3 separate regions of the Homo sapiens genome follow, and all the other regions are linked to region 1. A link is a loop called in an ENCODE intact Hi-C map of the cell type or tissue named here. Cell type or tissue: PC-9. All regions are shown on one strand. Each heading gives the region's core, and the rest is flanking DNA. Links, peaks and the distances in the headings are about the cores only. Region 1 overlaps MUSK (muscle associated receptor tyrosine kinase). Region 2 overlaps LPAR1 (lysophosphatidic acid receptor 1). Region 3 overlaps LPAR1 (lysophosphatidic acid receptor 1).

The links. Hi-C counts contacts between places; a loop is a spot of excess contacts. Peaks named below come from ENCODE experiments on the same cell type or tissue, not always from the same donor. Only the 100,000 strongest peaks of a DNase experiment are listed, where the experiment ranks them.
Region 2: a loop joins it to region 1, with 2.9 times the contacts of the local background. A loop is called at or near these places in 2 of 110 quality-filtered maps.
Region 3: a loop joins it to region 1, with 5 times the contacts of the local background. A loop is called at or near these places in 2 of 110 quality-filtered maps.

What each region holds. Positions count from the first base shown.
Region 1 is chr9:110,739,505-110,750,355 of GRCh38, reverse strand. MUSK (muscle associated receptor tyrosine kinase) reads right to left here. Exons shown (of 15, transcript NM_005592.4): 7 at 2,556-2,715. Among named protein-coding and RNA genes, the nearest start is that of MUSK, 76 kb to the right of the region's middle. In PC-9, for the core only: no CTCF peak of the experiment used is centred there; DNase peaks (open chromatin) are centred at 1,735, 4,505 and 5,355; H3K4me3 peaks cover 978 bases; H3K27ac peaks cover 3,642 bases.
Region 2 is chr9:110,915,150-110,926,000 of GRCh38, reverse strand. The region is part of intron 5 of LPAR1 (lysophosphatidic acid receptor 1); the gene reads left to right. Among named protein-coding and RNA genes, the nearest start is that of LPAR1, 120 kb to the left of the region's middle. RefSeq lists enhancers at 10,442-10,611, 10,789-10,851. In PC-9, for the core only: no CTCF peak of the experiment used is centred there; a DNase peak (open chromatin) is centred at 6,100; H3K4me3 peaks cover 605 bases; H3K27ac peaks cover 4,040 bases.
Region 3 is chr9:110,964,426-110,975,276 of GRCh38, reverse strand. LPAR1 (lysophosphatidic acid receptor 1) reads left to right here. Exons shown (of 6, transcript NM_001351411.2): 3 at 1,719-1,796; 4 at 3,057-3,204. The coding sequence starts at 3,160. Among named protein-coding and RNA genes, the nearest start is that of LPAR1, 69 kb to the left of the region's middle. In PC-9, for the core only: no CTCF peak of the experiment used is centred there; a DNase peak (open chromatin) is centred at 5,196; H3K27ac peaks cover 904 bases.

The DNA.
Region 1 (10,851 bases), core at 1,449-9,448:
GGTGTGGGGGGTGTCCAGAAGACACCACTGCCTAAATACAAATCCTCTTCTCCTTTGCCATCTAGGGAAAGAGAAAGAAGGAAGAAAAGGGAGAAAGAGCTCTGGCACGGGTATCTTTGAGTGACTGAATAATGACCTGAAATGAGACTCTCCTAAGATTAGTAACATTAGTATTTTTCTTCTGCCAGTGAAAGTGCAGGTTAAATTAAAGTAGATCAGTTTATTTTCTTGGATGGAGTATTCATATTTAAATGTGATTCTCTCTCTCTCTCCATGTGTGTGTATATAAACACACATACATACATATATGTTATATAAATATATATTGATAGATTTTTATAAATATATGTTTATTTAACAGTAGGTCTTGATCAAATGTCAAATAATACAAAGACAGTGAGACCAGAATAATTCCAGGTAATTCAAAGGCATCAACATTTTTGAGTATTCTATTATCTCCTGGACCTTCTCCTGTTCATATGCTTTGTGTTTATATATTATTGCTTGTCCTGGGCACCTTTCAAAATCAGACACATCTGAACTCATCCTTCTAGCCCACTGCCATTTTCAAGCATTTGCAAACCTTATTTCTATCCTGATTTGTCCTGTGCATCTCTCCTCTTCCCTTTGAACCAATGCTGCTGCTGCTGTTCAGACCTTCATGACTTTTTGAGACACCTGGAAGAGCCTCCTGACAGCTTGCCGCACTTCTCAACCTCCTAACACCTCAGCATCTGTTAATTTGCTAGAGGATATATCTATTGCACTTATTTCTTCTAAATCATTAAATGACTTCTCATCAATGAAATAATATACTAAACCTATGCAGGCTCTTCATAACCTGGCTAGAGCCCATGTTTCAACTTTTGTTTCCACTTTCCACCTCCCTGCTGTCTCTCTCGTGGTCTAGCCTTGACCACTGATTTGCTGTTTTTTGAACAGGTTTGAAAGGTTTGACTTCAACCTAGTCATCTCATATCCACATCTTCTGCTCCAATGATACCTCTTTTCCAAGGATTCCCTGACATCCTGCCTCTCTTGTTCTGCTGTTGTATTTTGTGTATGCTTCTGCAATAGAATACAGCCAGTGCCATAATATACGTGACTGACTGACTTCCTTCTAGATGCAGAGTCCCTGGAAGGCAGGACCCATTTTTAAATTAACTTTTCATCTCTTACTCTACCCAACACAATGGGCGTCATCTAGAGTATTTGATAAATGCATGTAAAAGTGCTTTATAAACAGCAAAGTGCTATGTAAATAGTAATTCTTATTACTATTTATATTATATGATTATACTATTACTTATTATGTGATATTATTATTATTTGTTAAATTGAGTTGAATTTACTTTTAGAAGACTTTTCATTTTCTGGGAGAAATAATTTCCCACCTGTGGAAATGCTAGAATAACTGATATGGTGTCTGAAGACATGGTAGGCAGAGATATCACTGGGGGGAGAAAGGAGAGGGAACCTTAATTTTGAAGTCTTCCTTTTCCTTCATAGGCAGTCCCAGAGGGCCAGCCTTGTCCAGTGCTCCTTATCATTTATCTGTGGTTTTTATTCACCTCATATTACAAATCACAGACATTACTGGAAAGTTCCCCATCAGGGAAGATCAAAGAGGTGGCACTGTAATAAGAAACAGCAGGCTGTGGGGAGTTGGCCCTAGGCACAAGCTCTATCCGTGCTTGCCTTACATGTCAGGCCAAGCACCTCTCTCCTGACCCTTGAGCCCTAGGCACGCTATGAATCTAATATGCCTGGCATTTCCTGATACAGGGATTATTTCCATCTCTAGGAATTCTATAAATGTTCTCAGAAGCCTTTGGGACATTTACATTTTAAAAATAAACCTTTAGAACTCAACACAAACATCCTAGAAATCCGTGTGTCAGCCTTTTTCTTGAAAACACCTGTAAGACCTGCTGTGGCTTGCTGAAGCAGGGAAGGGAAAGACCACAGGGATCATGCTCACAGGTAAAAATGCCCGCAAGAAATAGCCATGCAGAAATTGGCATGACCATGTTGAATGTCTGCCAACTTTCTCCATGAGAGACTTGGAAAGTTTGATCAACCAAAAGAGAGAACGAGGAGTGGGGAAAAGGAAAGGAAATTAAAGAAAAGGAAAAGAGGGAGGGAGGGAAGGGAAGAGGGAGGGAGGGAAGGAGGGAGGAATGAAGGAGGGAATAAGGGAAGGAAGGAAAGAAGGAAGGAAAAAAGGGAGCGAGGGAGGGAAGGAGGGAGGGAGGAAAGAGAAATGGAGAAAAGGAAAAAAGATAAGAAAAACAAGAAGGAAGGAAGAAGTGAGTTCCTGGAAGCTGTTACCTACCACTTGGGTAGGTATTGAGGATTTAGTTTTCCAGGCAGCAAATCTGCCAAAATCCATATCTAGGTCACCTCCGGAGTATCCCCATGGGGGAGGAAATAGCCCAAATGCAACTGAAATAAGAGATAAAAGAAAAGGGAGATTTTCTCCAATGCTCGATATTGTAGAATAGTATCAACTCTCCCCTCTCCTGGAACAACGCAAATGTGAAGGGGCATCCTACCTGCTATGCTGATGGTGGCTGCAGCCTTGGCAGTACTGAACTTCTCCCCATGCTTATTGGTAGCTATGCATGTGTAGAGTCCTGGCTTGGTGATAAACAGCTGCAGTCTTGAGTCAATCACTCGGTCTTTCACACTCTCTTGAATGGACCCAGAAGAAACCTGACAGAGTAAAGGAAAATAAAAGAACTCAGTCAAGGATTTCCCACTATACTATGTCAGTAGATTTGAAGGGAAAAGCATTAAGATTATAATCAAGTGCATGTGGTACACTGCAAACATAGCCAAAAGATTTTCCCTCCCTGTGTCCATGCCCTTGCAATGTGACTTTGTAGCTCTTCCCTCAAGAAGTAGCATTTTCCTCCATAATTTGAATCTAGATTAGCCTTGTGATGTGTTTTGGAATGAATGAGCAGAAACTAACGTTCTTGCACATTGTGGCTTGCTTTCTTGTTTATGGAACCTGGGACTGCCTATAAACAAGCAAGAGCCAGCATGGTAGAAGATGAAACACACCTGGCCCGTTTATCCCCTCTGCCCCAGGTGGGAACCAACAACAACCATCCAAGGTACGCATAAGGCTATTCTGAACCAACTACCACCTTTTCAATCTGCCGATCACAGGAACTTGACCAGCCAAGATCAGGCAGTCCTGCCCAGCAGCAAAACCAAATCAGCAAAACCACCCAGTTGAACCACAGACTTGTGAGCACTAATAGTTATTGGTTTAAGTCACTAAGCTTTGGGCTGATTTGTGATACAACCATAGATAACCAATACAAGGCATGAATTATATACGGTGTGGATCCTCTGATATATGTCTTCAGTGTCCTACAGATGACAGTTAAGTATGAGAGGTTGCAGACTTAAGGACTTATTTTCATAACTCCTGTTCAGTTCCCCATAAATGCATGTCAGATAGGTGGATGGTTGTCAGGAAAAATGGTTGTGAAGCCAAGTCTGTCTCTGAGGCATGACATACATAATACATACATAATACCTCAAGGTCACCGAAAACATCCTTAGTAGGAAACAGAAGCAGTTTTTAAACTGCCTGACCTCTCTTCTCCTGGACTTCATCCAGGTGTTGAAATAGTTCAACACGTCAGGAAGTTCATGCAGGAGGTACTACTTAAACCAGAAAATCAAATGTCCTTAAAGAGCCAAGATATCAATGCAATATTGACACACAATTAACAGCTTAATTTATACAAATGCATATATATTAGTCAACATTACTCCAACTCTGTAGGAAAGATAGCTGCCCAGCACATTTTACAAGGTTGCATAGTTAGAATTTGCATCCTAGCGTGTCTGACACCAAAGCCTATGCTTTTAATCATTATGTTACAGTGCCTTCCCTAGTCCTAGAAGAGAGAACAAATGAGCAGTCATTAGAAAACAAGAGTAACAACTACCTTAACAAATCAACCAACCATGAACAAAATACATATCTGACAAATGTCATTGTTAAGGTGGTGGCATTTTTTTTAAATGGTGGTTCTTTTTTCACTGTTTTCTTGAGCACAATACCACCTTTTCAATAACTAATCTTTAATTAACGCTGCTTATATCAGGGAAACATGATGCCAATTGAGGGAAACTGGAGTGAAATGACAGTTAAGGAATCAGCTGGTGTTATGCTTTGACTTTATCTTAAAGGAGTGGAGGTACGTCCCATGTTGGCCTGAGCTTGGCTGCTTGGCTGAAAGAGATTCCTGTGTCCAGTATTAGGGAATGAGGCTGAGAATGAGACATTTTGGAGCCAATTATTTTATTGTGTTGCATGAGAAAGGATTTTCACAGTTTGACTAGCCAGGAAGAAGAAAGCTCTGAGGTAAGGCCAGCTTTCTTCCTAGCTGCCAGGTGGCTGGCTATCCCTGGCACCAAGCACTGTGTAGCAATCATGCAGTGAACGTTTGTCCAACTAGCTTTTTATTCTTTACCTTCAGTACTAGTCTCAATTCTTATGATAAAAACTGGCTTATGTGAGTATCAATTTACCTTCACTGGGAATCTTTCCAGGTCAGATCAAGTATTGTGGCATTTTCCCCAGATGAGCAACCTAGACTCTATAAGAAATTTACAAAGTGAAGAGAAAAATGTTTTTAAGAGACATGCACTCAGTTGGGAATTCAAACTAAACTCATCATTATCATATTTATCAGAAGTGCAATGTCTCATTGTATGAGTATCCCAGTTAGATCAAGGGGACTGAAAATATTTGGACTCCCTTGAATTTTAATACAAAGCAACAATAAGAAAAAAAGCTAAAGACCCCAAGCCTCTATGCTCAATCAACAGACTTTATGTTATTTTGTATTTTATATTTTGTTTATATATCTCTTTCCAGTTTAGATAAGCAAAAGCAGAACAGTTTGCAAAATCCTTTGGAAAGACAGTTCCCTCCTGCAAGAAGTAGGAATGTGCAATGCCTTAGAGACAACTTTGAAGCAAGGAATCTCCCCAAATGTTGCCCTAAGTCCCACTGTTTTCATGTTCACACCTAAGAAAGTCATTCTTAAACACCTCCTCAAGGTCACTGAAAACATCCTTAGTAGGAAAGAGAAGCAATTTTTAAACTGCCTGACGTCTCTTCTCCTGGACTTCATCCAGGTGTTGAAATAGTTCAGCAAAGAGACCAACACTTTAGGAGGTTCATGCTTGAGTACAAAGTGACTCCTGAATGCTTTTCCCCCTGCTTCCAGAGGCCTTGCTTGATTCAGTTTGTGACTCACGCACAGCAGGCCCCATTAGTCATAGTTTGAATTTGTTTTTCTTTCTTCATGGATGGTTCTGATCAACAGTTTAGTATTTTTGATGATCTGAAAATAAAAACAAATCCCTCTGCCCTCCATTTTGATATTTTTTCGCACCTCAGGTTTCAAAGATCAAAGGGGTGGGTCCAGATTAGTACTGTGAGCTTTTACCAAGGTATGCCTAAGCAAAACAGATTACTTAATTGAGGTGACTACGTCTGGTAGTTACAGGAAATGCATGATTTTCTCCAAGTCACTCAGGTATATGGACCTGAGGGAGCTGGAGACACAGCTCCCTGCTCTGGGTGTGATGTTCTGTCTTTCTAAGTTAGCTGTAACTATGTGAGGAGATGGACTTGTTAATTTGCTTGACTATAGTAATCATTTCACTGTATATGTTTATCTAAACATCATGTTTTGTACCTTAAATGTATACAATAAAGATCACAATAAAACTTTTTTTTCTAAAAAGAGGCAGTAGGATAGGAAGCTCTATTAAATAGGCATAATAATTCATGCCTGACATAATGTGTGTAAAAACTCTTTGAAGGTGATTGAGCAGTTATAGACCTGTGGAGTACTTCTTAATGTATCATTAATACATTACTAATGCGGTCTTGAGAGAATCCACCCCCAGCTATGGATAATCCGATAATTTTATGATTTGACCTTAGCTAGGGAAGACCTCTGAAAGGTATTCTGGCCTCAATGGCCCTGTCTTGCAGATAGTTCCAGCTGGCTGGAAATATCCTGTGGAACTGTTAGAATATGGCCCAGGGCCGGGTGCAGTGGCTCATGCCTGTAATCCCAGCGCTTTGGAAGACCAAGGCAGGCAGATCACGAGGTTAGGAGATCAAGACCATCCTGGCTCACATGGTGAAACCCTGTCTCTACTAAGAATACAAAAAGTTAGCTGGGCTTGATGGCACCCACCTGTAGTCCCAGCTACTCCAGAGGCTGAGGCAGGAGCATTGCTTGAACCCAGGAGGTGGAGGTTGCAGTGAGCTGAGATCGCGCCACTGCACTCCAGCCTCATGACAGAGCAAGACTCCATCTTGGGGAAAAAAATAAAAAAAAAAAAAAGGATGTTGCCCAGTAGGGTTCATGTTTATGCAGTTGTAATAATGTCTGTTTATGAATCATAGAAAAAGGGATAATAAACCAAGAGACATTTCCATAGTTTTTCTGATTAATGTAGCCACAAATATTAATTAGCCTCTTTCAAACTGGCTGCTGAATTATTCCACATAAGACTTGTTACATGTAATTATTTTGGTTTACACAGCTAGTAAGATAAAAGGACTTCACAGGTCATATATTTTAAAGCAAAACTACTGCCTCTTAAAAATATGTCTAAATATAGATATGCCTCCCTTTAAGAAAATTCTAAAAGACAACCTTCAACCTAGGTGATTTGGCTGTTTATTTTATAAAATTCTTCTAACAAGTTAAAATTATTCAACTTCTACAATATTTTAGAAATTATATTTATTGGACAAAGCAAGAGGGACATGAAATTTTTCTATATTTTTTAGTTGCATGCCAAAATAACAGAGATATTACTGGTATAACTATAAATAAATCTGGTTATAAAAATACAAATAATTTTCTTTTTAAAAAGTAAGCTCTGCTCTTTCCATGCCAAACTACTATTTCCAAGATTGTAAAACAAAAGGAATGTTACTATTCACTCTGAACTTCATCTGTGAATTCAGATTTCCACAAAAAATGCTTGGTATTTCCATAGGAGGAAAGCAAGATAGTTTCTAATCACTTTGGGACACGTTGCTGGACTTTCTCCTGCTCTTTGGCTCTAACTGTTAAGGGTTTTGGTTCACTGGCAGGTTCACAGCAGGGGAGAAAGGGAGCACTCACTTCTTTCAGAGTACCCATTGTACTGAGCAGCGTGCTATGGCATTAGTTTACTAACTCGTAGTGAGTGAAGAGCCACAGTTCAAACTCTGTTTCATTCTGTGCCAAATATCTCCCAGCTCTGCGTTCGTCTTTGTTCATTCCACCAAAAATGATATCAGGACTATAGGATTCTCTGTGTTCTCCTCCATGGGATTTCTGGTTTGCAACTTTTACAACATTAAATGCCTGACATTGCCTCCATGTCCTGTGATTTGCGTCAATGTGGACAGTCATCTTGATTTCCTTTCAGACTTGGGTAGAATTACCAAGAACTAAACTTGGCTCTAAGAGCAGCACACACTCTCTGACCGTAAGAACTGCGGATGTACTTTTGCTTTCTTCCTGGATGAAAGTCACTTTGTTTGTTTTATTCCTGTTTTAGAATCTGAGGTGATAAATCTATTTTGCCTTTCACTTTTTGTGAGTCACATGTTGAATGAATAAGTTGGGGTCTCAATAAGGCCTCAACTATCTTAAACTATCCTACTCTTGTTATTCCTAAACTTCGACAGAGAATAATCATTTATCTTCCATTTATAACCTCATATGAATCTTTTGAAAATACTAGAAATTTAAAAAGTATATACCTTTCCATTTTCTTTATTACTATTTTTACATAGACAAATTAGTGAAGTTATATTGTCAGTCTCCCAATTTTATTTTGTTTATTTTTTGAGATGGAGTTTCTCTCTGTTGCCCAGACTGGAGTGCAGTGGCGCAATCTTGGCTCACTGTAACCTCCACCTCCTGGATTCAAGTGATTCTTCTGCCTCAGCCTCCCAAGTAGCTGGGACTACAGACATGTGCCACCACGCCTGACTAAATTTTTTGTATTTTTAGTAGATACGAGGTTTTCACCGTGTTAGCCAGGATGGTCTCCATCCTGACCTCATAATCCTCCCACCTTGGCCTCCAAAAGTGCTGGGATTACAGGAGTGAGTCACCGCACCCGGCCCAGTCTCCAAATTTTCTTAGGATGTCTTTATACTCCCTTGACAGGCTTAAGACTATAACAGTTTCCACAGAGGAGCCAAAAAACACATTGACAAATAAGAATCAAATTTTAAATGACACTTGAAACGTTCTTAGAGAGGTAAAGAACAGGCACTCCAAGTTACTTTATCATAACTGGACAAAATTAGAGAACATTAGCCCTGATGTCTCTAATTATACCATTAGAGATCATCTTTGACAGCCACCTGACGTCTGTGTTAGTGTAGATAGATATGAGAAAATCAGTGTCTGAGTTGTAAACGGACCCCAAAATCACATTAACTAAAGAGGGGCATTTACAACCTCAGTCTTCCAACTCCCCATCTAATTCTCATTCTACCATGCCTCAAGTTACAAGCTGGAAAAGCACGTTCATTTGTTTGTGTACTGTATTTGAAGGGATGTAGGATAGACAGATAAAATGAAACAATTTTATTAACAAATTACGAAAAAAATGATTTTGTTCAAGTAACAGAAAAAAGACTTCAGCGAAAACAATAGTGAAAGTGACAATAATAAATGAATTATATGACTTGGAGGGTGCCATTGCCATAAGACATTCTTTGTTATTGGGGTAGCCATAGAATTTGGCATTTTTTTTCCTGTTTTACAACATCCAACTAAAATTTCACACATTGACGCACTTTGTTCCCCACTTCCTTCTCTCCCTTTCCCTTCTTCCCTTTCTTATCTTATGTCCTAGTTCTCACCTTTTGGGGCTACAGCCAATCAGTCTTCCTAGGGCACCCTGCTTTAGAGAGACAAGGGTGGGGCCAGGTACAAGTATAGAGCAAAGCATTAGTTTTTGAAACTCCTTTAAAAAAATTTAGACTTTTAATTTTTTTTAGCTTATTGGTGGTATAACTCACAAATAGAAATTGTATATATTTAAGGTGAACAAGGTGATGTTTTGAGATATATATGTATATTATGAAATGATTACTGCAATCAAGCTAGTGAAGTATCATCTCACATGGTTACCTTTGTGTGTGTGTTTTGAGAACACTTAGGATCTACCCTCTTAGCAAATTTCAAGTGCGCAATACAGTGTTGTTAGCTGTAGTCACCATATTGTACATTACATCTACAGTACTTAATTCATCTTGCATGACTGAAACTTTGTACCCTTTGATGATCATCTCCCCATCCTCCCATCCCTGACAGCCACTATTCTATTCTGTGCTTCTATGAGTTCAACTCTTAGATTCCACATATAAGTGAGATCATTTGGTATTTGCCTTTCTGTATCTGGCTTATTTCACTTAGCATAATGTTCTCGAGGTTATCCATGTCGAGACGCCTTTGAATAAGGGTTCAGGCCCGGGAAACTTCACTCCCAGTCTTCCGAATGCTCTTCCCTTCTATCTTTCTGAAACTGTAAGTTGTTTAACTTTATTTAAAAGCAGTATACAAATTAACTTATTACATGGAGATGCCTCAGGGTTACCATTCTTTCATGCCGCGAAATGCTTCTAAAGCCTACAGTATGCCAAGCCCTAGTGACAGGGTAACTTCCTGCTTTAAGGCTATCTGTTTTTTAGTTTTTATTTTGCTCCAGAGTATTTGCCTTAGTTTTAGTCACTGTTATTTAATTTAGAGGAAGAAACCTTATAATGGTCTATAAAAGAGAGGAATAAAAACTATTTTGGAATGAGAACTGTGTTATGAAAAAACACTCTGGGATTTTTGGCGCTCATCATTGTAGGCACAGACACCAGAAGTGCACACACAAGGAGAGAAAGCCCTGTGAGAATACAGGGAGATAACCATGTGAAGCCATCTGCAAGCCAGGAAGAGAGGCCTTACCAGAAACCAACCCTGATAGCACCTTGACCTTGGACTTCCAGCTTTTAGAACTGTAGGAAAAAAAATTCTGTTTTTTAAGACACCCTATCTGTGGTATTCTATTATGGCAGCCCTAAATACTAATGTAATCCTGGAGAAGAGAAAGTCATGAAGACATGAAATAGTTCAAGTCCATGAAGGAATGTGCCTTGGATTGGGTAGAAATTATACTTAATATCATTTGAATTATACCATAAGGTTTTGCCTTCCTTAAAAAGAAGTCCCCCATTTTCTTGTTGTGATGCTTGCATTAAACACAATTTGGGATGATGTGGATATTAAAGTGTCCCGATTTGGGACACTTCTTTGATCTCCAAATGGTACCATTAATATATTGTAATATGATAATATATGTTCACTACAGCCAAGATACCAAAAAGTTGGACAGCCTGTCCTGGAGGAAATGAAAACTGAAAATAGCCACCAGTTAGATGAGTTATAAAGGTTTGGGTTGTTCAGCCATATTGAAAGCCATTCTCAATCCACCCAAAGGACTGGGTTGGACATGCACCCATCTCCTTAAGGGATAAAAGTATCCTCCATGGGACCACCCGGAGAGTTATAAATGTGTTTTACTGCTGTGCAGTAAAAAGTTGAAGGGCTAACTCAATGGGCTCGAGGTGCTCAAACCCTACACATTCCAAAGAAAGGTCTGGCCTTTGGCTCCTGAGAGATGACCTCTGCCCCTTGGAATATCCTGTGTAATAAGAATATCTTTATATATCTGAGATTTTGGGCAATGCTGGATGGTTTATGATAATAATGTGAATGATAGTGAATACTTGGA
Region 2 (10,851 bases), core at 1,879-9,878, 180 kb before region 1:
TGCAGTGAGCCGAGATCGCACCACTGCACTCCAGCCTGGGTGACAGAGCGAGAGTCCAACTCAAAAAAACAAAAAACAAAAAAAAACCAGTTCTGATGACATGTTAATTGTGTGACCTAGAGCAGTATATTTGACCCTTCTGAGCTTCTATTCCCATCTATAACTGGGTAGAGTACTGTCTCCCAAATGAGGAGATTGTTGAGAAAATTAGATTTGTTCAAGTGCTTAGCATGCTGCCTGGCACATGCTGCGGTGAATGTAATGTTCTCATACTTTACCTGTGGCTCACATACATGAAAGGGCCACCTGTGGCCTGCTGTGATTAGTGGTTGGAGCTGCCTTCCCAGGATGGGCATTCCTTGAAGTTATCTAGCTTCTTTTATAGGCCTGTATAATGATGAGTGGCATTTTCCCATTCTCTGCCTGTACAAGGTGATCTGAAGGTTCTATATGGGGATTCCACTCGTTAGTTTGTATATTTATCCAGAAATTCATCCTCTAGTCATTCATTCAATCAATGATGTAGAATCCCAGCAGGATTCTATAAACTGTCATCTATCAGGATTATGAGACTATCAGGAATATGATGTTCATACAATCTTCCAAAGCCAGGCTTGAATTGTCTATATGGGAGCAATGATAAGTGGTTTTTCAGCATCTGCTCAAGCATCTTGGATACACGGACCAATGTATCCCCCAAGAGGCCAGACAATCTTTATATATATGGACTATTTTATATATATATAATTAAATATATATTATGTCATATATCTATATCTATATCCAAAATCTCAGGAAAAAACTGTATTTTGGGGTGCCATCCACTAAGCCTATTTGTCTCCTTGGGTGCCATAAAGAGCACTGCAACTATATACAAACCAATTCAGCGTGGGTGGCATATTGCCTGTTGTGTGATGGGAAAACAAATACCAAAATGTATAATCCCTATTCACTTACAAATATGACTAAAATACAGGGAGAATGGGAGTCAGACTCATGGCAGATGTAATTATGAAGCAAATCTGGCCGTGACATGCCAATGCCTATAGTCTGGTAGGAAGGATGGCACATATACATAGATAATTATTGAGAAAGGCAAAAGGTGACAAAAGTACCATAAAAGAAGTACAAATAAAGCTGTATGAGAATTTAGAGGAGAGAGACTATCTTGTTGGAAGTAAAATCAGGAAAGCTTTATGTAAATGAATTTTATGTATGACTTGGCTGTTGACATACAGGTGATGTTTAGGGAATGAAGTATTAGACTGCATTTACCTTGTTAAGTACTGAATCTTATTTTAATCACATCACATTTCCTCTTTTTTTTTTTCTAAGAGATAGTGTATTGCTATGTTGCTCAGGCTGGAATTGAACTCAGTGGGCTTTAGTGATCCTCCTGCCTCAGCCTCCTGAGTAGCTAGAACTGCAGGTGCATGCCACCACACCCAGCTTACTCTTTTTTTGATTAGCAAACTAATGCATATTCATTAAGGAAAAAAAAGAAAATCATTTAGAATTTTACCTTCCATAATTAACCAAAATATTAAGTTGAATATACTGTTTCTTTCTAGTCCTTTGCTAATTAATAGTTTATTCAATTCATATAATGCATACCACTTTATAGATTCTTTAAAAGATTGTCTTGAGCATTTATTATGCCATTAAGTAATCTTTGAAAGTGTGATTTTTCTACCCAAAGTTCAGTACATTCATATGATGAAATATATAATCATTAGACATTTACGTTTTCTTTTTTTTTTTTGCTATTATAATAACATTAAGATAAATATCTCTTATGATTCCTTCCTCACAGAGTAATGAATCATAATGACTTATTGTTAAATGTTCTTCAGAAAGCTTGTGCCAATTTATCACAAGGGGATTGGGAGTCTTTTGTCACATTCATGACAATATTGGATTTTTTTTAGTGGCACTATGTTACAACCATTTGTGTTATCTTTATTCATGATGATAAACATTAGCAAACCTAAAAAAGAGATGGAAACTTTTTAAGGATTTAGAAACCAAGATAAACAAAAATAGGAATGTATGTGGCCACATAAAAATATATGTACTCCTTTGAAGTACTTTGTTCCATGTGAAAGTCTAGTGTATATTTACTTCTTTAGAAATCTAAAGGCCTAACAGCTGAAAAAGACAGCGTGGTGATTAACAGTGTTACTTTTGAAGTCCCAACTTCCTGGATTCTCATCCTGACACTACTGCATACCAGCAGAGTCCGCTTGAGCAATGTATCCAATGGCTGCAAGCTCCAGTTTCCTTGCGTGTTAAATGAGAGACACAGCAGAAACAGTAAAACCTCAAAAGGTTAAGTGAGATTATTACACAAATGTTTCCTGACTTAGCGGTGGGGTTACATCTCCATAAATCCATCGTAAATTGAAAATATTGTAAGTTGAAAATGCATTTAATACACATAACCTTGGAACATCATAGCTTAGCCTATCCTACCTTAAACATGCTCAGAACACTTACATTAGCCTACAGTTGGCCAAAATAATCTAACACAAAGCCTATTGTACAATAAAGTGTTGAATATCTCATCGATTTATTGAATACTGAAATGAAAGTGAAAAACAGAATGGTTGTATGGGTACCCAAAGTACAGTTTCTAAGGAATGGGTGTATCACTTTTACACTGTCATAAAGTCAAAAAATCCTAAATCAAACCATTGTAAGTCAGGGACCGTCTGTATAAGATGCCAAGTTTATAAGTACTTGGTAGGTACTATTATAAAATACATGATACATAACTTGTTTTCATCAGATTATCATATTGCCATGCTGAAATCTAAAGTCCCTGAATTAATCCTCATTGTGGCAGATCTTTATTATGTCTTGAGCAGGACCAGACCACAAGGGTCAGGACCCATGATGCTTCTAGGACTCAGTGGGGCAAGTCTCCTTTGTATTGAGTGGTGTTGCCATGTCAAAGCATGGACACAGAGAGGAGAATATCACACACTGGGGCCTGTTGGGGGTTGGGGGGCTGAGGGAGGGATAGCGTTAGGAGAAATACCCAATGTGGATGATGGGTTGATGGGTGCAGCAAACCACCATGGCACGTGTATACCTATGTAACAAACCTGCACGTTCTGCATATGTACCCCAGAACTTAAAGTATAATAATAATAATAATAATAATAATAATAATATAATAATAAGACCTTGAAAACAGATATGCAACTCACTGCTGAGATCCTTTACTTTTCTATCTTCCCTAGACAACTTTAATCCCTAAGTAATATTCCCATGACGTCTCAGTTCAGTGCTCATACTGTCTCAGTTTTTTTACAGTGCCCCAAAGCTAAAAGAAATACCTAACAGTTTCATTTATTAAATCAACTTAATAAGTATATTCAACTTAATTAGTTAATTCAACTTAATACGTATATAGGTCCTGATAAATTAGTAGCCATTTTGTAAAACAAAACCATATAAATTGAAAGAATTATCATTTTTATCTAATCCTTCATATTTACTAAGGTATGTATGCACCTGTTGGGCACTGCACAACTTTTCAAAACTTGAATTCAGATTGGAAACCACCATCTTCATTTTCTGTTCCACACTGAGTTTTATGTTTACACTTCATTTTTATTATAGCAGATATCATATTGCAAGGACATGATGTCATTGAAAGGAATGTAATGCCATTTAATGTTGAAGCGCTGAACTACTTTATGCTCGTAGTTCAGAGGGTGTCTGAGAGATGTCGAGTGTTAGCTGCCCTCAAATTAAAAATATCTAGTAGCATTCCTCTGAATTCACTGTGGCACCCCAAGGTTCCTGGGGGCACAGTTTGGGAACCAGAGTCTTACAGTATTTCTGGTTTCTGGCTTTACTTCAGTTTTGTTTTCTTTCATCTCATTGACTCTTCTTCCCCAGTTCCTACTTTTATTTCTTGGTTCCAGCTCTCTGGTTACTTTCTCCGCTGCTCAGGTCCGCTCTCTGCATACTCACCATCAAGCAGCAGCAGTCTCTGTAACTTCTGGACCTTTGCAGACCTAGATGCAGCCCCGTAGGCTCTGATGTGGTTTGGTAGCTGGCTGTAGGTCAATTGATGTGTTCTAAATTCTACAGGACTTCTTCAGTTCACAACTCCAGGGAGCATTACGTCCATCATAACCTGCCCTAATGGCATGCCTTTCATGTGGCTGGCCATTAGCTTCTGTCTGTGGCGGTCTCCCTGCAATGTGGGTGGGCTTGTCCTCCACATCAGGTCTCCTAGCTCACTAGGAACACTCTGCTTTATAACAACAAGACCACCTGTATGCTGAGACCACATCTCATCGCTCCTTTTCTTGGAGTATCAACCCGGAAAATGTATTTGAAACAGTTGAGTGGTTAATTGTGGACTCCGGATTAACCTGCTTAATTTTTTTTATCATAGGTTTACTACTTACTCTTTAACTTCCTGAAACTTCAGATTCCTCATCTGTAAAATAGAGATAATTGACTTCCTTCATGTGAGAATCAAATGAAAAGTTATGTGATGCCCTTTAGTCAATGTCTGACATTTATTAAATGTTAACTGTTACTATATTTTTCTGACAGTAATTTCGTAATTTACTTTTAACTATTTTAATGTCTTTAGGAACAGAGTAATAAACTACTGGCTCTTAAAGTTTAGTTTGTCAGTTCATGAGAGGAAACATAAATATTGAAAGGAAAAATACATTCATATAATTTCCTTTAATTAAACTGAGATAAGATCTTGCTCTGTCACCTATACTGGAGTACAGTGGCTAGATCACAGCTCACTGCAGCCTCAACCTCCTGGTCTCAAGCCATCGTCCTACCTCACCCTGTTTTTTGTTTTGTTTTGTTTTTTGTTTTGTTTTTTGAAACAGGGTTTTGCTCTGTCACACAGGCTGGAGTACAGTAGCGATCCTTGCTTACTGCAGCTTCAAACTCCTGGGCTCAAGGGATTCTCCCACTTTAGCCTCGTGTGCAGCTAGGACTATAGTCAAGCGCCGTAACGTCTGGCTAATTAAAAAAAAAAAAATTTGTTGTTGTTGTTGAGATGGGGTCTCATTATGTTTCCCAGGCTGGTCTGGGACTCCTGGCCTCAAGTATTCCTCCCACATCAGTCTCCCAAAGTGCTGAGAATACAGGCATGGGCCACTGTGCCTGGCCACATTTGGTTTATATATACTACAATATCTTTGTAGACATATTATCTGTGATGATTTTTATGAAATTGTAGGTATGATAGTGCAGATAGTGTTTTACCCATTTTAGAGATGGTAAAACAGATTCAGAGAGATGACGTGAATTACTGAAGGAAATTAAGTATTTGCTAGACCCCATACCCTAACCTAGGACTTGTAGTTTCAATGCTGGTGCTCATTACTTGCTATTTTGTTGCCTTTAGTATTTCAAAAGGTAAAAACAAAAGAGGAAGGGAAGAAAAAAAGGAAAAGAAGATTGTTATTCTCTGATGTCTTTTTAAACAATGAAAATTTGCTATTTCTGCTGTGTCTAGTATATATAAGTATTATAATGATTTTAATTAGTGCATAAAAATCACAACAGTTGAAAAAAATTGCCAATGCTCTCTCATTAGAAATAATTTCAAAAGATAAATTGCTTATCGACCTTACTTGAACTATGCATCCAAAGCATTGTATTCATCACTCAGAAAAGTATAATGTAAGCATTGGTAAGTTTGATTTCCAGTTGACAGAAAAATGCTTCAGAAAAAGAGACAAACTTTCCCTTCCCCCCATTCTCTACTTTTCCAAATATTCAGATGCCTAAACCTTCCACCCATGCTAGAGCTGTTGCTGCCTAACCACCTTCTGGGCACAATGGCATGGAAATACATAATCAGGGTATAATTTTGTGCAGGGCAGAGAGAACATGCTATTATGGAATCAAGTCTCAGCTGAATAGCCTGGCCTTTGGCTGTGTTTTGATCTCAGTGCTAAAATGGAAATGAAACGTTGCCTCCTCCTTTGTGGCCTATACAAAGTTTGCTGATTCTGTGCTCATTTGGTGATTTTCATGCCCAAGTAGGTGAAGGGAGAACAACTACGTACATAGATGTGCAGCTTTGGGGTTGAAGGCATTGATGTGTGTGTGCTGAGTCACTATGACAATCTAAAGAGGACTCTCTGGTGGCTGATTAGAAAATTGTGGAAGTTACAGGCTGTCTGGGTTAAACATTTCCTGGTTTATTGGAGGCAGATTTCCTTGGGCCAGCAAGCATTGAAACTCCCACAGTGGTGTCATGTGATGGTTCTCCAGCGAAGCATTTTGGATATGGTGACAGCTGCTTTAGTTTAAGTATCTGGAACATCTAATGTGGGAGAACTTGGCTAAGTGATGTGAGAAGTTAAGAGAGGAGTCTGAAGTTTCCGTTACATTTTTTTCTGTTTAGTGGATTAAAAGGCAATTCCCATGCAAATTGTCTCTGTCTTTAGGTGTTGTATTCATTTTCTATGCTACATCGCAAATTGTCACAGACTTAGTGGTTTAAAACACACCCATGAATTATCTCTCAGTCTCTGTAGGTTAAAAGTCCAGGCATGCTTAGCTGGGTTCTGTGCTTGGGGTCTCACAAGCTGAAGTCTGCGTACCAGTTGGGTTGCATTCTCATGTGGAGGCTCGACTAGGGAAGGATCTGCTTCAAGTTCCTTAGGTTGCTGGTAGAATTCATTTCCTTGTGACTGTAGAATTCATGGCAACTTGCATCTTCAAGGCCAGCAATGGGCGGAGGCAGGGGGTGGGCAGAGGGAGAGAGGGAGGGAGAGATAGAGGGAGAGAGAGAGAAATCTGTACTTCTTCCAGTCTCTGGCCTCTGTGAGAGCTCACTTAAGTCAGTCCAACTGACCCAGGGTAATCTCCCTTTTGAGCAATTTATTGTCAATTTAATTACATATGCAAAACCCCTTCACTTTTGCTATTTGACAGAACCTAATCAAGGGAGTGGCATCCTATAACTGTATTCTATGGCTAGAAGCAAGTTACAGGTTCTGCTCACACACCAGGGGAAGGGGGACTACACAAGAGTGTGACTCATTTTGGAACATCTTAGGGTGTGTCCACCATAGATGTACCATTTTGAGTACAGATGGAAAAAAAAAAACCAGCTTTTCAAAAATGCTGTTTTAAAGGAATTGATGTTGTTAGGTTGAAGGCTAAAGGATGGAATGTTATGTATTTAAATGTATACTTAGTTTTTAAAAAGTTTTTGCCAGGAATATTAGTCATCTGTTAAAGAATGTATCATCTAGTACTTTCTTTTTGAAGTTTTCTTTAATTTTGGCTACAGAGACATTACTCTTCTCTGAGTCTCATATCTCTTTACCTGTTCCTTCACTTCCCCTTCCTTCATCCCTTCTGTTTGTTTTTGAAATGCTGCATCTCTAACCTGACAGTTCCTTCTGTCCACTCACCTCAAGGATGGCTAGAAATCTTATATCCAGACCGCTTACTTCCTGAACACAGTGGCATGGAAACACATAATCATGATGTAATCATGAGCCTGTACATAAGCCAGCTACTCTGTTGGGTTCAGGTTGTAACCTGAGTGTCTGCAGAATGGCCTGTGGGTGAGAGACCTTAGATTGTTTCAATCTCACTGTTAAAATATAAATGAAAATTTATTTTCTTTTTGGTATAGGAAACATGCTGGTTTCATTCATGTTGGGTGGTTCTTATGTCCAATAGCAGTCTTACATAAACAGTCTTACAGAAGTGTACAGAGTATGTGCCTGTTTATTTATACTTAATCTTTTATTTAAAAAAGGATTTGGCTGGTGCAGTGGCTCACACCTATAATTCTAGCACTTTGGGAGGCCAAAGTGGATGGATTGCTTGAGCTTAGGAGTTCGAGACCAGCCTGATGACATGGAAAAACCCCATCTCTACAAAAAAACAAACAAACAAACAAAAAACAAAAGTTAGTTGGGCATGGTGGTGCATGCCTCTTGTCCCAGCTACTTGGAAGGCTGAGTTGGAAGGATAGCATGAGGCCTGTAGGTGGAGGCTACAGTGAGCTGTGATCGTGCCACTGTACTACAGCCTGGGTGGCAGAGCGAGACCCAGTCTCAAAACAAAGTATTTAAGACAGCTTAAAAAGATGCATTCAGTTCAGAGGACAAAGTTGAGTTTAAAATAAGCAAGAAAAAGGAGGGAAAGGGAAAAAGAAATCTAAGAAAATGACATGGAGTCAGGTAAAGACATACTTTCTAGCAGTTAATGAAGATGTAAAACACAATAACGTTCATGATTTGGTGGCCATAAAGTAAAATCAGGAGAAATAACCCTTCTAAGTACTGAGTCCAAAGAGACATTTCTCATTTGGGTATTGCTCTGTGATGGATGCATCAGCTATGATGTGATGTTCTGGAGAGCTCTACATTCTTTATGGCACATTCAGTACCATGTCCCATAAAGTCATGCCATATCATTTCTCAGTGAAGGTTGGTGGTCTGTAACCAAAGTGCAGTTCAATGAAAGCAATTCTGTGGGGCTTAAAGATATAGCCCAGTCATGTGGCTTTCTAATATATTGGTTGGCTCCCTCAAGAATCAGGTTTAGCATAGTGTTTCTTAGTCTTATTAAAAACGTATTGCCCTGCCCCTGAAAAGCTTAAGAACTTTATTATTATTATTATTTTTGAGATGGAATTTCGCTCTTGTCATCTAGGCTAGAGTGCAATGGCACAATCTTGGCTCACTGCAGCCTCCACCTCCCAGGTTCAAGTGATGCTCCTTCCCCAGCCTCCCAAGTAGCTGGGATTACAGGCATGTACCACCATGCCTGGCTAATTTTTTTTTTTTTTTTGTATTTTTAGTAGAGACGAGGTTGCACTTTGTTAGCCAGGCTGGTCTTGAACTCCTGACCTCAGGTGATCCACCCGCCTTGGCTTCCCAAAGTGCTGGGATTACAGCCGTGAGCCGCTGTACCCGGCCAAGAACATTTTAAAGTTTTTTTCATACCTTAGCTTATATTTGAAAAGAAGTTATTTTATCTTCCAACTACAAAGTTATTACAATATTGACAATATACACACTCAGCACTAGTTAATCTGCCCTCAACAACCTTAAAAAAAAAAAAAAGACTTTATTTTGGCCTATCCAAAAGAATGAATTATATAGTTTTCCATGCATATTGTTACAGTTATTTTTTCCAAGTTTAAAAAATATTATCTTTGTTGCTGACATCTGGATATACCTTTTTTATAATTTCTAGTTAAAGTGAGTGGAGTTTTTTTAGGGGGTGGTTTGGGAGTAATTAGCATTCTCTAGAGAAAACTGGAGGACTTTAAAAAGACATCTGCCTCATTAGGAGGCTGTTCCACCTCAGCTACAAGACAGAAGAGGAAAAAAAGTATGGCCAACCCAAGGGTTTCTGCATAATAATAATGGTCTTCCTACGGAGGGTCTGAGTGATCCAGGCCACCTGGGTCTGAGTCACAAAGCCTGCATGCAATACTTATTATTCACTAATTTATTTCTGGTTATAAAAGTAAATCGTATCCTATGTCAATGTTTTATAGTATACAGAATCATTTAAGTAAGGTTACAAAAGTGATTCTGAACTTGACCACCACCATTTTGACATACTTCCATCCAGTGTATTTTTTTCTTGTGCCAATATAGCATAGTGGCTAAGAACAAAGGCCTCTGGAGGCATCCAGATTTAGAGTAAGATCCCAGCTCCGTCATTCCTAGCTGTATTGCCCAGAGAAGTTTCTTGACCTCTTTGAACCTCAGTTTCCTCATTTGTAAAATACAGGCAGTCCCATCTCGTAAGGTTATTGCCAGGGACTACATGAGAAGTATATTCAATGAGGTTATTAGCACAGTGCCAATTATATGACAGACCTCAGTAGATACTGGCTATTGCATGCTACATGTGTGTATACATGCATTTAAATGTATATAGTAGTATTATATAATTGATATCATACTCAAGTTTCCCTTATCCTTTAAATTTAACATCTAACATTTTAACCATAAGGTTATATCACTGTATACTTACCTGTTTGTTTGATTTTAGTCATTCATGTTATTACCATGATTTTCATATTGATAATTTGATAACTTATATTGACAGAAGTGAGAAGTAAGACACTCAGAAGTAAGCAAGAGAGGAAAAGAAGGCACACTCGTTCAATTTTTCTTCTTTCTCAGGGTAGTCAGTGTTTCGTTTTTGATGATAACGTATGGAAAAATAGCTAAAATCTACATCTAAGGAATTTAAACCATTCATATCCATTTACATCTTCATAATTCCAGAAATTTATTCTAAGAAAAATGAGTATGTACAAATATATGATTGTGGTTATATGTGTACATACACATGTGGACATATGTATGTGTGTATATATACATGTACACATTTTGAATAATATGTTCACAGATTAAATTCTAGAGATGGAATTACAGATACTTTTTTGTTGTATATTCTCTTTTTTGAGAGACAGAGTCTCACTCTGTCTCCCAGGCTGGAGTGCAATGGCGTGATCTCTGCTCACTACAACCTCCACCTCCCAGGTTCAAGTGATTCTTCTTCTGCTTCTGCATCAGCCTTCCAAGTAGCTGGGATTACAGGCACATGCCACCACCCCTGGCTAAGTTTTGTATTTTTAGTAGAGATGGGGTTTCACTATGTTGGTCAGGCTGGTCTCCAACTCTTTACCTCCAGTGATCTGCCTGCCTCAGCTTCCCAAAGTGCTGGGATTACAGGCATGAGCCACCATGCCCGACCTGTTGTATATTCATTTTCAAATATTCTACAATATGTACTTCTTATTCTCATCATCATAAAATAGCAATAAATATTACTGTTTTTAAAATGAAAGAAGATAAAGAA
Region 3 (10,851 bases), core at 1,586-9,585, 220 kb before region 1:
TCATCCATTTCTATTTCGCTTTCCTTACTCTAAGCTAGGTGCCTCTATTTACCTTTTAGGCAACTCTCTATATTCTGAATATTGAAAATATTTTAAGGTTATATTGCTTAATGACATAGCTTGGTGAAATGATATTGGACCTGAGCATATAGTATGCGTCCTTAAGAATGGAATCTTATGTGCTTGATTTTTTGCTTTTTAGTTGTATTATTGATATATTCATTTATGTCACATAGAGCAAGATAATGTGAATTATAAATACATAAGAGGGAGAAAGGAAAAATGAAAGTAGGAGTGGGCAAAAAATAATGCCAGGAATAATAAATACATGAGAAGGAGAAAGGAAAAATGAAAGTAGGAGTGAGCAAAAAATAGTGCCAGGAATAAGTTCAGTGTAAAACAGTGCACCTTGGGGTTCCTGTAATTTTCTTGGGTAGGTTTGGCACTCTAGCAGTCATCTTGAAAAAAGAAAGGTCCTGTATACATATGCTTTTCTCCTGGGTTGTTTATTTACTTTCACAGTGTGATAAACAAGTCTCATTTGTTCCTAAAACTGGGACTAAGGAGAATATCAGTACTGTCACAGGGCAGCTGTGGAATTCGGTGTTGAATGTCATGACAAGATAACTTGAGAACTTTACTACTTATTTGTGAATGAAAATAATTGCTGTAATGGGAGAAGAAAATAGGAAGGCTCTACAGTTCTAAGCAGCCAGAACCTAAAGTGATTGAAACTGTAGTATCAAGGATGCTGCACAAAAATGTAGCAATTAAAAATTTAAGCTTATAGAAGTTGCTGTCAAACCTAGATTATTTCTTAGAAAAGCAGCACTTCTGAGCTCCTCATTTGCCCAGTATCCCTGAGCTAATATAGGGTAGCACCAAGGGATGTGGGGGACAAAGGACTTGGATTAAATGTCCAACTCCACAGTTCCTGCTGTGCAAGACTTGGATCTTGTGACATCTGGTTCATTACTTTTACTATTATGAAAAGTATCATTTCCCAATAGTTTAAAAAGTGTTCAGGTATCATCTTGCATGTTGGTGAAACTAGGAAGTATATTTACAGACAAAAGCTCCTTAAAGGCAAGGTTGGCTTAGCCTTACTTTTTTTTTTTGAGACGGAGTCTTGCTCTGTTGCCCAGGCTGGAGTGCAGTGGCACGATCTCGGCTCACTGCAACCTCCGCCTCCTGGGTTCTAGTGATTCTCCTGCCTCAGCCTCCTGAGTAGGTGTGTGCCACCACGCCCAGCTAATTTTTATATTTTAAGTAGAGATGGGGTTTCACCATGTTGGTCAGGCTGGTCTCAAATTCCTGACCTCTAATGATCTGCCCCCACTGGCCTCCCAAAGTTTTGAGATTACAGGCCTGAGCTGCTGTGCCCAGCCAATAACGTCTTTTGAATAAAAGAAAAGATATTGTTAGGGAGTATGAACATCACCAGAAAATGAAAATGTTTCTTAAAAATAAACGAATTTTTAAAAATTATTTTCTTAAAATGAAAAATTTTTTTCTTCTGGACTAAATTGCAATGTGGAAAGAGTCACATCAGCCTTTGGACAGAACTAGGGCTGTGATTTACTACAGGGAAGTTAGCATCTTTCTGAGTTTTCTTAATGAACACGTGAATAAGAGATTTGGTTATACTTTGTGCTTATTTAGCATCCTCTCTTTGAGGATGTCAAAAGGATTTTAGAAATGTTCTCTTTCTCACACAGGTGGACGTCTGATTTATGAAGCTCCCCATCCACCTATCTGAGTACCTGACTTCTCAGGACTGACACCTACAGCATCAGGTATCTTGCCTTTCTTTAGTCTTAAAAGCGGTAACTAAGTTCCTTGAGGAGATATAGGCAGGGAACACATTAACTTCGTTACGTTTCATATAGGCCTGGGAACCGGAGTTGCTGCTGTAGTCCTGGTTCTACCATTAAATGTGTGACTCTAGTCCCTTTTCTTCTCTAAGCCTCAATTTTTTCTTCTGCAAATAGGTGGGGTTGGACGGGGTGCTATCTAATCACTTGACGGTATTATGGTAGTCTACTTTTATCCGAAGCTTCACTTTCCACAGTTTCAGTTACCTGCAGTCAAACTTGGTCCAAAAATATTAAATGAAAAATTTCAGAAACAAACAATTCACAAGTTGTAAATTGCACACCGTTCTGAATAGTGTGGGTGAAATCTCATACTGTCCATGTGATTTGTCCCTTTGTCCTGCGATTCCACACTGTGTGTGCTACCTGTACATTAGTCACTCAGTAGCTGTCTCTGTTATATACAGGGTTGGGTACTATTCACAGTTTCTTTTTCTTTTTCTTTTTCTTTTTTTTGAGAAGGAGTCTCTCTGTGTCGCCCAGGCTGGAGTGCAGTGGTGCCATCTTGGATCACTGCAACCTCTACCTCCCAGGTTCAAACAATTCTCCTGCCTCAGCCTCCTGAGTAGCTAGGATTACAGGCATGTTCTACCACGCCTGGCTAATTTTTGTATTTTTAGTAGAGATGGGGTTTTGCCATGTTGGCCAGGCTGGTCTCAAACTCCTGACCTCAGGTAATCCTTCCCCCTCGGCTTCCCAAAGAGCTGAGATTATAGGCGTGAGCCACTGCACCTGACCCACTATCCAGTTTCAAGTATCCACTGGGGGGCTTAGAATCCACTCCTCAGATAAGTGGGGGTGGTTACTGCATTCTCTTTGCCCTCTATGTAAGCCGTCAGCTCTCCACTGTGGATTATTCAATTCCTTTATTATTTAATGGCAGGATGGCTTTTCCCCCGACTCACCCTCCTCAGCTCTGCAACTTGAAACTGTCTTCCCAAAACATCTAGCTGGGATGTTGGATTCAAACCTATGAAAATTCCTCAACTTAAGAGTATTTGGACAGATAGCACAGAAGTCGTGGCTTTTAGACCTTAGCTTTTCCCTACCGGCTTTCTGTTTGCATTAAGCTAGTATTTGACACTTGATGTCTAGGGATTCTTACCTCCTTTGGCCAATGGTACTTCACACCCATATGCTAGTCCTTTTATGCTAAATGTGGGTTTTCCTGTTGTTTTCCAGGTACACAGCTTCTCCTAGCATGACTTCGATCTGATCAGCAAACAAGAAAATTTGTCTCCCGTAGTTCTGGGGCGTGTTCACCACCTACAACCACAGAGCTGTCATGGCTGCCATCTCTACTTCCATCCCTGTAATTTCACAGCCCCAGGTAAGGGCTTCAAACTAGCAGAGGTCTGAGGTAATCGTAAGTTTGTCAAATATTTAAACTGGGTTTCAGGAAGTGTATTTGACTCTAGGGATCATGTATATCTCTCTCGCTATCATTTGGTGTGTATTCGAATAATGGTGCTTTTGTGAGTGAGGTGCCATTTCGTTCAGGAAGCAGCTGGAACAATGAACAAGTGATTTTAGTGAACTGGCCTCTGTTCATAGGAGGCCTTGGTTTTCAGTGCTTAGGATGTCTGACATTATAGGCATCAAACTCTAAATCAAAGTAAGTCAGTAGTAAACCCTGCTGCTTTTCCTCTCTTGGCTTTTTTGTGGGCCGGGGGGTGGGGTGGGGTTTAATGAAATATATCAGAATGGATCTAATTTTATAACAAGTTTTCTGAGGGCTGTCTTGTTGTCCTCCTCCTATACTTACTCTTTTGCCTTGATCTGTTCTAGGAACTTTGAAACAAAATGCAATTCCAGAAACTTCTGAGCAGCAATCGTATGAGTTATTTTTTTCTGTCCAGTGAAGAGCAGTAATACGGCAGGGACATGGTCTTTGTTCAGATGATTTTACAGCCTGATTTAATCAGGCATTGGCTGGACTCTTTCAGATTCACCAGGCAGCAGGGTACAATGTGGAAACAGACTTTGGAGTCATAAGGCCACAGTTCACATCCCTGCTCCTCTGATTGCAGGATAAAGAGCCCTAGTCATGCTAGCTTCTCTCAGCTTCAGTTTCCTCTCATGTAATCATTCCTCACATGATGGTTATATGGATAAAATGATGGTTCATATACATGAGGCATACAGAGGTGCTCAGCAAGTGTAGTTTCCCATTTACTCTTCATTTATCTTCTTTCTATAGTGTGACCTCCTTTCTTATTTGTGACAATCATTTTTTGGCCAACTTTATTTTTATTTATTTATTTTTTTGAGAGAGAGCCTTGCTCTGTTGCCCAGGCTGGAGTGTAGTGGCATGATCTTGGTTCACTGCAATCTCCACCTCCTGGGTTCAAGCGATTCTCCTGTCTCAGCTTCCTGAGTAGCTGAGATTACAGGCGCCCGCCACCACGCCCAGCTAATTTTTGTATTTTAGTAGAGATGGGGTTTCACCATGTTGGTCAGGCTGGTCTTGAACTCTTGACCTCAAATGATCCACCTGCCTTGGCCTCCCAAAGTGCTGGGATTACAAGCCTGAGCCACTGTGCCCGGCCTCGGGCAACTTTGAAGAAAAAAGCATACTTTCAAGAAAGAGCCATACTGATTGAAATTTGAACTTGATACAGAACGTTGTTCCACACTGTTTTTTTCAGTATGATTTTGCAGGCTATTCAATTTTGTATGTATTTTAAGTAGGGGTTTGTGTGTTTGTGAGAGAAGGAGAGAAGGAGGAGAGGGAAAAAGGAGAACAAGGGGCATTTTTCCCTCATATAGTATAGTGTTTTCTCCTCAACACCATTTGGGATGTCATCATTGTTATCAACCTTGGGATTTTATCATATGAATAAAGCCCTTTATTCATATCATATGAATAAAGAATAAAGTACTAAGGCCTTTAGTATTATTTTCCAGAATGTTTAGTGTTACCATCGTCATACGCATTCCTCTTTCTGGTAAGTGGACCATTGTCCTTTCAACACTTCATTTACTTTGGGTGTTTGGTTTCCCTTATCTTCAATAGACTTTTTTGGTGTCTGAGAGACTTGGAGAATGGGCAAAGAGATTTAGTGCCTGTTACCTGAGGTCACCATTTCAAAGTCCACTGCAGCTGTTCCCATGTAATGACTCTTCTTAGTCCTTTCGTGAAGTGAGTTAGGCTAGTGCGGGTTTTCTAGACAGGGCATTTCCACATCCCGGTTTGCTGCTGTCATCTTTCAGCATTTCCAACAGCATCTTCTTATCTATATATCTTCTCTGTTACACAAGCTCCTATCAGCTGGTGAGGAATAGAAATACCTCTAAATGACTCATTTAATTAAAATGTTTAACACTGCCCAAAGGAGAAAGAGGTTCTATTTCATACAATCACTGGGGGAAATGTGTACTCTCGTAAATTCTCTGTGGGAAAGTAAATTGGTACAGTCACTCTGGAGGGTAATTCAACAGTATCTATTAAAATTATACACTTCTGCACATGCCCTGCTCCTGTCTTGGAATCTACATTAGAAAACCACTCACACATGAGCCCAAGGAGTGTATAAGGAATGTATAAAGATATTCATTGAAGCATTGGTTGCAAACCAAGAAGTACAAAATTTTGTGAATATCCAATAGTAGAAAGACTTAATGAATTCAGGAATGTGGACATGATTGAAATACTATTCAGTCATTTTATTTATTTCTTTTTTTTTTTTCTGAGACAGAGTCTCATTCTATTGCCCAGGCTGGAGTGTAGTGGCACGATCTTGTCTCACTGCAACCTCCACCTTCTGGGTTCCAGCAATTCTCCTGCCTCAGCCTCCCAAGTAGCTAGGATTATAGGTGTGTGCCTCCATGCCTGGTTAATTTCTGTATTTTTAGTAGAGACGGGGTTTCACCATGTTGTCCAGGCTGGTCTCAAACTCCTGACCTCAGGTGATCTGCCCATCTTGGCCTCCCAAAGTTCTGGGATTACAGCCATGAGCCACTGCGCCCGACCACTATTCAGTAGTTTTAAAATGAGGATGTCTACACAGCTATATATTACTCCAAGATATCGTATGGAGGAAAAAGAAAGCAAGACGCAAAATAGTACTTATGGGAAGATACCATTAAAATTCTAAAACAAGACTGTGTATTTTTAGGGAGAAGTATATGGTACATTAATGGAAATGGATAATGAAAGTCCTAGAACATACATTCTTAACATAGTTATATTGCCCCAAGAGGACAAAAATTGGGTTTTGGGAGATGAAAAAAATCCCTCCAGAGCTTATACCTCTATCCAACAAAATCTTATTCCTTAGTATTTAGTTTTTTCTCATTAGAAAAAATTTAAATGTAATTAATTTTTCTCCTTAAGGATCACTAATGAGAAAAAAATATGGCCAAGAAACACTGGTTTCTTGAGGGAGGCACATAGGCTCACCAGTCACCCTGCTTCAATTTACTAATTACCTGAGCCTGAGGGGAAGGTATCCACCCTCTTAGTGCCTCTATTTCCTTACCCACGGAATGAGCATAGCATTAATGAAGCCAACCTGATAGGGTTATTTTAAGGCGGAAATGAAATAATTTCTATAAAGCTCAGAATAGTGCCTGGCACATATTCTGGGCACATATTGCCCAGTGCATATTAGCAAGCATTGTTATTATTGCTCAGCAAGCCTTGTGGCAGGGCTGGGGGATACAAGAATAAATAAGAGAAATAAGTTTTGCCCTGCCAGAGTTTACAGATATAGTGGGAGATACACAGATAAAACAAAAAGTTACAACGCTTTGTCACCCATGCAGGAATGCACAAATACAGGAAGTATGGGTGCTCTGGGAGGAAAGTGGAGACCCAAGAAAAGATTTAGAGGATCAGGGAAGGCTTCTTGAAGGAAGACCACTAGGCTGAGGACAAATTAATATGAGTTATTTTGGTAAAGGAGAAGAAAAAGCATAGGTGAATGTCAAGTGTCCCAAGGTATGTGTGTGTGTGAGAGAGAGAGAGAGAGAGGGAGCAAAGCATTTAGAATTTTGTTTTGGATGGTTGCACTACAGTGGGGCATGAGATTGTAAACAGTGATGTCCCTAGAGCCACCTATACCAACTCACAGAAGCAGATTGTTAAATTTTCAGGAATTTCGCGAGCCAATTGACTTCATGCCAGCAGCTTGAAATCAGCCACATGGAATAGTTATACTGCAGAAATCGGCAAGTGCTAGAATTAGCATAAATGGGTTAGGTTATAAAGTTGGAGATTTTACAGGGTCTTTCAAACCGTATTAATGAATTTAACATTGATCTTAAAAGAAGTCTTTGTTAGCTTAATGGTCCCAGCCTTTGAAATAGACCTGGGTTCAAGTTCTGACTTTCGATAATAGTTTTATTGAGCAAGTTTATTAATTAACCTTAACCAGGGTAGTTGCATTATTCTCACCGTATTTTGGGAATAGTGGCAGCCTCTGATGGTTGGGGAACTAAGCCCACGGGGAAGGAGTCAGCTATACACTGGGACATTAGGTCATAGAGATAGATAGCTTCTTCTGGAGAGATGCAGACCATTGGGTCACTTGGTTCCCAGGATCCTTTGGCCAATGATGGGCCTCCTAATTATATGTCAATTCCTCACATGTAATTTGTACAGTGAAATTTAGTCCAAGGCTGACTTGCCCTTGCCCCGAAGCTTCTACTGATGTCTTCTCTCTTATTATCAGTTTTGCCCAAGTTCAAAGAAGGTAAAAATAATTTAGATATAGCATCTTCTTAGGCAAGCATAATAAGCAGCTCACTCAGTCACCTTAGCCTGGTATTGTCTGGCACATCAACTTGCTTTCTTTTCCAGTGAATTCAGGGACCTTGTAAAGATAAATCCACATTCAAGTGTGAAAGGCCTGAAAATCCTTTTCTAAGGCCAAAACAACAATTTTTTAGAAAAACTTTTGGTTTTGTTTGTTACTCTATTCATTGGGTAACAAAGAGCATTTTTCTAATCAAGGCTGCCTAATACTACATATAAACGAATTAATATGAACAAATAGCTTGTGATTGTTTCAAACAATAATAGGGAAGAAAGCTTGCATTGTCACGCCTGCTGGGATTGCTGTTTAGTTAGTTGAAAGATATGCCTTGTTTTTTGAAGTGGGGCAAGTTTGTATTCTCTGCTTTACCCCTGCCTTGACTCTGAGACAGATTTTTGTTTTCTCATGCTGAGAGAGCACCTAGCTCTTACAAAGCTAGGTGATGAATACTAAGACGAAACTGGACTAGCAGCAGCAAGAAGATGCCGTGTTTGTAACCGATTTATAATTCTGCTGGTCCAGACACTGAAAAAGAGTTTTCTTATCCAAAGGAAACTCCTGGGATGTATTTGCAGACAGGAACCTGTTCATCATTAGGTTGAGTTAATGTGTTCGTATCCTGTGGATATTGGGGGCATGGGGATGGGGTAGGAAACCAAACAAACTTGCAGCTCTCCAGAGCCATTTTCTGTTTCTAGCACTGTGTTAAGCATTACCCTGTGCTTGATCAGGTTACTGTGGATAGAAGTTGGATTAAAAGTTTCATTTTCATTGTTCATGAAAGAGTCAATAGTTCAGTACCAGAGTGAGCAGTTTGGCTTCTCTTAAACCTAGGATTATATTAGAGGCCAGAATAGGTATCTGAAAACCTAAAAGATATTCAGGTCTCACACCTGTGATTCCAGTAAGGCAAGAGTCTTCTTTATCAGTATTTTTCATGGTGTATCATTCTGTCTCTCATTTGTTACATGACCATTTTGTTATTTTTTAATTTTCATTTTTATATTTATTTGAATTTAAATTATTTTATTCTAAAATATTTTACTTTAAGTTCTGGGATACATGTGCAGAACATGCAGGTTTGTTACATAGGTATACATGTGCCATGGTAGTTTGCTGTACCTATCAACCCATCATCTAGGTTGGTTTTTTTTTTTTTTTTCTTGAGATGGAGTCTCACTCTGTTGCCCAGGCTGGAGTGCAATGTCGTGATCTTGGCTCGCCACAACCTCTGCCTCCTGAGTTCAAGCGATTCTCCTGCCTCAGCCTCCTGAGTAGCTGGGACTACAGGCGTGTGCCACCATGCCTGGCTAATTTTTATATTTTTAGTAGAGATGGGGTTTCACTATGTTGGCCAGGCTGGTCTTGAACTCCTGACTTAGTGATCCGCCCACCTTGGCCTGCCAAAGTGCTGAGATTACAGGTGTGAGCCAGCATGCCCGGCCCATCATCTAGGTTTTAAGCCCGCATACAATAGGTATTTGTTCTAATGCTCTCCCTCCCCTTTTCCCCCACTCCCAGACAGGCCCTGGTGTGTGATGTTCCCCTCCCTGTGTCCATGTGTTCTCATTGTTCATCTCCCACTTATGAGTGAGAATATGTGGTACTTGGTTTTCTGTTCCTGTGTTAGTTTGCTGAGAATGATGGTTTTCAGCTTCATCCATGTCTCTACAAAAGATGTGAACTTATTCTTTTTTATGGCTGCATAGTATTCCATGGTGTATATGTGCCATATCTTCTTTATCCAGTCTGTCATTGATGGGCATCTGGGTTGGTTCCAAGTCTTTGCTATTGTAAATATAGTGCTACAATAAACATGCGTGTGCATGTGTCTTCATAGTAGAAATGATTTATAATCCTTCGGGTATATACCCAGTAATGGGATTGCTGGGTCAGATGGTATTTCTGGTTCTACATCCTTGAGGAATCACCACACTGTCTTCCACAAAGGTTGAACTAGTTCACATTCCCACCAACAGTGTAAAGGTGTTCCCATTTCTCCACATCCTCTTCAGCATCTGTTGTTTCCTGACTTTTTAATAATCATCATTCTAACTGGTGTGAGATGGTATCTCATTGTGGTTTTGATTTGCATTTCTCTAATGACCAGGAATAATGAGCTTTTTTTCATATGTTTGTTGGACACATAAATGTCTTCTTTTGAGAAGTATCCGTTCATATCCTTCACCCACATTTTGATGGGGTTGTTTTTTCTCTTAAATTTGTTTAAGTTCCTTGTAGATTCTGGATATTAGACCTTTGTCAGATGGATAGATTGCAAAATTTTTCTCCCATTCTGTAGGTTGCCTGTTCACAACCATTTTGGTTTTAAGTCAAGAACATAAAGATATTTTGATCCCTCCAAGTGATTTCCTGTAGCTTTCATTGAAGATGTGAATTTGGGTAGATTTTCAATATCTTAGTTAAGAGATTGTTCCTCCAATTCTCATTCAGTGTTCTGATAAAAAGTGATTGCGGCTGGGTGCTGTGGCTCACACCTATAATCCCAGCACTTTGGGAGGTTGAGACTGGTGGATCACCTGTCAGAAGTTTGAGACCAGCCTGGCCAATATGGTGAAACCCCGTCTCTACTGAAAATACAAAAATCAGCTGGGTGTGGTGGCGTGCACCTGTAATCTCAGCTACTCAGGAGGCTGAGACAGGAGAATTGCTTGAACCCAGGAGGCAAATGTGGCAGGTTGCAGTGAGCCGAGATCGCACTACTGCACTCCAGCCTAGGTGAAACAGTGAGACTCTGTCTCAAAAAAAAAAAAAAAAAAAAAAAAAAAAGTGATTGGTGTCTGTTTGTTGTCTTTTGGAAGACACTTTTTTTTGGACATCCTTACCAATAGGTACTCTCAACAAAATATGTATTTTCAAAATCTGTGTTTTAGGTTTTATTTCTGTTATTAGAAAGTGGATTTTTTTTTTATCAAAGCAACTGAATTTCACATTAAATGGGTTTTTTTTTTGAGGCTGAAAGATTCGTCTTTTTGGATAGAACTTTGTACTATGGCAGTTTTCAGACATTCACAAAAATAAAAATAACAATCTCAATATAGCCAACACCTAGATTCAGTAATAACATTTTGACACAGTTGCTTCACTTGCTCCTTTTTTGGGGGATGAAGTATTTTAGGATCCCTAGCATTGTCATCTTTTAAAAAATCCCCTTATGTTAATATGCATATCTAAAAAATAATTTGCTTAAATAACCA